2 separate regions of the Mus musculus genome follow, and region 2 is linked to region 1. Evidence: chromatin contacts called from ENCODE Hi-C data. All regions are on one chromosome and are shown on one strand. Each heading gives the region's core, a stretch centred on a gene start or an enhancer-like site at or near the end of the contact. The rest is flanking DNA. Distances are from core to core; before and after follow the strand shown.

Region 1 (2,910 bases), core at 22-2,521:
AGAAGAGGCTATTTAAAGCAAAAGGATTAAAGTTCACTGGCAGCTGATAGATTCTGCTTTAAGAGCTTGCACAACATAGCCCCTATCTGTCACTTGCTTTTTTTCCCCACACACCATCCACTCTGCACCAAATCCCCATTGTTCTATATAAAAACTCACAGCTAATGATACCTGAATAGCAACTGCTACATTTACATTACAGATGATCCTTCATGGAACTCTACAGACCCACATTTACTCGATGTCTTCTTTCTCCCATCAAATCCAAATTTGGCCACCAACTGATCACAACTGATAAGGGGAAAAGATCAGAGCTTCTCTTCCAGACTGATGGATATCACTCCAGAGCCAGATGAGTTAGTCCCCAAAAGGTTACCGGATAAATCAACCAAAGAAGAACAGATTTATTTAAACGGGCATCTTATAACCATCTTCTTTAAAAAAAAAGAAAACTATTCTGTACAGAAATTCACACAAAAAAAGAAAAAGCAAAAAAGGTACACACTGCCCACGAGACAGAAGGTCCGTCTCCCTCTTGCACGAAGGGTTTCTTGTGAGTCTGGATTCCTGGGACACCACTTCCTCCCCAAAGCAGGCTGGCCAGGACAGAGGCAGTCTTGGAGGAAGTGGGGACCCCGACATCCGAGCCGGGCACCTGCCTCCCAGCCTCGAGGACACCCGCAGCGACACCCACACTCACCCATCTTTCCTCTTCGCCTTGTAGACGTGCCCGTAAGTGCCTCGACCAACTTTGCAGCCCTCGTATTCAAACAGGTCCTCGACCCGCTCCCGCTCGCTGCTCAGCTTCACTTTAAAGTCATAGTCCATTGTCACAGCCTCCAAGGCCGGGGTGCTGGGGCGGGGGGCCGAGGGCCGCGGTGGGGACCGGGCCGCGCAGCAGCCGCAGCCCCCGAGCTACACCCGCCGGCCGCAGCACCAGCCCGCCTCACGAGGCGACGGCAGGAGGCCCCGCGCGGGCGCCGGGGACATCCAGGGGAGCGCCGGGCGGTCCCCGCGGGCGCGCGACAGCCGAGGGACGCGCTGGGGGCGGGGAGCAGCGTCCGCCCTTGTCCCCGCGCTCCCGGGGCGCCGGCTCGCGCGCGGTTGGCCGCGCGTGCTGCTGCGGGTGCGACGCGGGGCGGCCACGGCTGACTCTGCTCCTCGCCCACGCGCGTCCGCGCCTCACCTTCTCCCACACGCGCTCACGAACACTCAGGCTGCCATCCGCCCGGACAGACCAGCGACGCCACACAACAGCCGGTAGCTCCTCCGAGAGAGGAGGAGGAGAAGGAGGAGGAGGAGGAGGGCGAGGAGGAGGAGGAGGGAGAGAGAGGACGAGCGCGGAACACGGCAGCCGCTGTCGTAAAAACGTCGCGAAGCCTCGCGCTGCCTCCGCCCCACCTGTGAGCGACTCCGGAGCTGGCAGCCGTCTCTTCTGACGCCGGCAGGCGAAAGGGCCTCGCTCAGCCGCGGAGCGGAGCTGCTGACAGACTTACCACGTGGACTAACCCAGTCGCCAGTGCGGCCAGAAACTCCAAGGCTCAAGTGCACGGGTGGCTGCAGAAGCAGTCTTTACCACGACGCCGCGAATTCAGAACGTTGCATGATGGGATTGGTAGTCCGTCACGCAACGAGTTTCTGCTGCATGGAGATTATTTTTCCCAAAGCCGCATCTCTACAATCCAATTTACTTAGCCCATATAAACTTAGCAAAAGACACCTGTTAGGTCGTGGGGGATGGGGGGTGGGGGGCGGTTATTTTGTATTGAAGTCACTTCTGAACTCCAGGATTTAGAAAAGGGCAATTACTGCTCCCCACCCCCACCCCAAAGACTCCAGGTTTTTCCTTTCGTAGCCTCAACCTGTTTCTAAATACTACAATAAACTACGTGGTTGTATTTAAGATTTCTCTTCTTTCTTTGACATCTTTATACCACGGGGGGGGGGGGGGCGGTGGGGGGGGGAACTTAGTGAAGGGGACTGGGGAGATGGGTTAGAGTGCTAGAACGCTTGCCACGTGTTGTAATTTGATTTCTGTTGCTGTGATAAAACACCATGTCCACATATAACTTGGCGAGGGAAAGATTTATATCAACTTACAGGTAACAGTCTGCCACCAAAAAAGCCAAGACACCTGTTTAAAGAGGAAAAAAAAAAAGCTTTTAATCCACACATGTTTAAGTGTGCCTGTAATACTAAAGCAAGGGAGACAAAAAATAAATAAATAAATAAATAAATAAAATAAATAATAAAAAAGGCAGGATCTCTGCAGCAGGATGACCGGCTAGCCTTACTGAAATGGTATGCTCTCAAGGTTCCATGATAGACATCAACCTCTAGACTCCAGACGTATGCACTCATGCTTATACTTGCACACATCTGTGCATACACAAGAATGCTTATAGCCGGGCGTGGTGGCGCGCACCTTTAATCCCAGCACTTGGGAGGCAGAGGCAGGCAGGATTCTGAGTTTGAGGCGAGCCTGGTCTACAGAGTGAGTTCCACGACAGCCAGGGCTACACAGAGAAACCCTGTCACGGAAAACACAAACAAACAAACAAAATACGCTTATACACACAGGCAGATAAATTGGCAGAAATATCAAATAGGTCGTTGATAGTAAAGCAAGAATGTGTCTGCTATAGGCCTTACATGCCCTCTAATGACCCAGATTTGATTCCTAGCACCCGCATGGTGATGGCTCAGAATCCTCTGTAGCTCTAGTTCCAGGGGAGCTGACACACTTCTGGGAGTTGTGAGCACTATACATGTGGAGTGGCGTGTACATACACTCAGAGGCGCGCGCGCACACACGCACACAAAGTAAATAAATAATTTTTTTTAAAGACAGGCTCATGTGTTATAAAAATATAACAAGAAAATTTCTATTTTAAAAAATAAATTTAGCCA
Region 2 (2,700 bases), core at 51-2,550, 3.4 Mb before region 1:
TTTGTATAGAAAGCTCCCATTTAAGCAACCCCACTTGTCCTACGGGAAGAGGCATACTTCAGGAGTTAGTTTTTAACCCTGGGCCCCAACTCTTCATTCAATTACACACTTATTTAGCAGCGCACGTTTTAATTGTGCATATTTCCATATTCTAGAGGGTACACACGGGGTTTTCAGGCAAACTTTGACGTTTTTTTTAACGGTACATAAGAATTGAAAGCAGGAGCCAGCAGCATCCACCTCTGCTTTCTCTTCATGGAACCTAAGCTTACTTTCCAAGGAAAGAAAATGAAAGGTTAGATTAAACAAGGAATAAACCATACACCCATTTATTAAACCATATTATTAGCCATTACATTAAATCATAACCTTATGGTTAGGAGTGGCAGGGTTAAACAAAGTCGGCTTAAACTAGTATCCAAAATATGCAAAACCCTGTCGGCAAAACACCAGCAGCTTCCCAAATTGCATAGCAATCAAAAGTTTTCATTTAAGAAGAAGAAGAAGAAGAAGAAGAAGAAGAAGAAGAAGAAGAAGAAGAAGAAGAAGAAGAAGAAGAAGAAGAAGAAGAAGAAGAAAACCCTTCTGTGTTTTATTCTGCAACAATCTTGCCAGCGGACAAATGTCTACAAAATATAAACCGCGTTTGCGGCTTATCCTGACGCCCCTAAATCGCAATCCATTAGCTGTTGAAAAAACAAGCAAGAACGGAACACAGAACAAAGCATACACCAGAGAAAGAGCGCGAATCGGCAGCAGCCAGCTGGGCCTCTTTTTACTGAGCCCTTAAGACAAAGCAGGATCGTGGCACGCACCACGGGCTGGACTACATATCCTAGCATGCAAAGCACCGAGGCCTCACCACTGGACTGCGTTTCCCAGCATGCAAGGCGCTAGGGTCTCCCGGCCAGACTACGCTTCCCGACATGCTCTCTGCCAACAGCAAGTTCGTGACCGGAGAGGCCTGGGGTCCCGGAGTAGTGTGTTCTTTCTCCGTCCTTTCAATAGTTTTTCGGCGTCGGGAGCCGGACACTGCCACCGGAGTCACCACTTAAGCGACAGAAGTTCCCGACCGGTTATTCACTGGAGTCAACTGGAACGAAAACTGCCCCTCAGGCTGGGGAGGGCGGGATGGAGGCCGGGCAAGCTCGGTCAGTTTTAGCCAATGGCGCCCGAGCAGCTGCCCTGTCACCATGGCAACTCAGGCCGCCCGCGGAGGGACCAGCAGTCCATTGGGTAGAATCTTTCTCGAAGGCTCGAGAAGAAGGAAGCGGAAGTGGCACGTGGAGGCGCCGGTGAGTAAAATGCTGCAGATTCTGGAAAGTTCTCCTCAGTAGGCTACATAAGGCTGAGCGATTGGGACCTCCCCTTTTGGATTGGTAGCTGAGCGGCGGCGGCTGCGTGAGAGAGGCGGGCGGCGGAGAGCGGTGGCAGAGACTGAGCGCAGTCTTGCAGGGTAAGCCGGAGGCATCTTCCCGACTGGTCGGGAGCAGGACGAGCACGCAGCGGACCCGAGGCGGAGGCGGACCGGGCCAGCCATGTCGGTGGTTGGGCTAGACGTAGGCTCACAGAGCTGCTACATTGCGGTGGCGCGGGCCGGGGGCATCGAGACCATCGCCAACGAGTTCAGCGACCGCTGCACCCCGTAAGTAGGAGCCTGGGTGGCCGGGGAGGGCTGGAGCTCGCTGCTTCCCGAGGGAGATGGTGGGTCCGGGGATTCCGGGAACCGTGACACCCCGCGACCACCTGGTCCCGCTGGCCTTCCAGGCTCGCCCCCGACTCCCCACTCAGCTTCTTCAAGCTGGCACCGGCTCCCACCTCAGCTAGGATCTCGGCAGAGCCTGGGCAACAGAGCCTTTTCCTCCGCATGGTGAATCTCCAAATGACCTAGAAGGTTCCAGAGCCTGTGCGCCGCTGCTTGCCTAGGGAGCGAGCGGACTGTTGTTAGCGACCACAGAAACACGCTATGGTGGAGGAATCCTCCGTCTCTGCGTCTCATCTACTCCTGATTTGTTAATATTGCCCTAGTGCCCCAATCGCCTTTTGGAAGCGTCCTTTTTAAAGCTCATTGTGAAAAACGTCCGTGAGAGTTTCCAGACCCAGAGTTCGTTTATTTTAACACCATTTAGAGTAAGCAGTACAAATTTAACATTGTTGTTGCTTAACACACTGCTGTGCAAAAAATTCAGTGGGGAAGATGGATTTTTTTGCTTCGGAATTAAATATTCTGCAGCAACGTGGGTGGGTAAACGGAAGCATGGTAAAAAGCAACTTTTTGAGGGGGTTAGTTTCTGAAGGTTACATATTAGAGGCAGTTAGACCTGCGTGTGCCTTCACCGACAACAGCTGTATGCTTTTTAAGGCAATCATTATAGGGCTTTTTCCCCCCATGTGCAAAGTCCAAGATAATAAATGTTAAACATCGAACCCAAAGGTAAAATCATTCCGACCTTATTAGAGGAACATTTATGAGTGAATAGGAGGAAGAAAGCCTTGCTAGGAACTTACTTTCTAAGCATGGGCTCCCTCTCTCACAAAGCCATGGTGCTCTGTGATTCGGCAATTAGTAGGAAGGCTGCCAGTCCTTCTTGCCCCCATCCTGTATGCTAAGCGCTTCTTCCTCTCTCTGCCTAAAAAGAGACAAAAGGTGTGTAGAGGAGAACAGGGAGAGCTGCTTGGGTAGCTGTGTTGCTGACCAGA

What was found. A loop is a pair of places that touch in the nucleus more often than their neighbours do.
Region 2: a loop to region 1 is called in a map of heart, with 7 times the contacts of the local background. The contact joins the promoter of Hsph1 here to the promoter of Cdk8 in region 1. A Hi-C loop is called at or near these places in 2 of 37 maps with a recorded cell type or tissue (T-helper 17 cell and heart).

What each region holds. Positions count from the first base shown.
Region 1 is chr5:146,229,611-146,232,520 of GRCm38, reverse strand. Cdk8 (cyclin-dependent kinase 8) reads right to left here and starts at 1,271. Exons shown (of 13, transcript NM_153599.4): 1 at 701-1,271. The coding sequence starts at 828.
Region 2 is chr5:149,634,915-149,637,614 of GRCm38, reverse strand. It overlaps Hsph1 (heat shock 105kDa/110kDa protein 1), which reads left to right and starts at 1,300. Exons shown (of 18, transcript NM_013559.2): 1 at 1,300-1,645. The coding sequence starts at 1,539.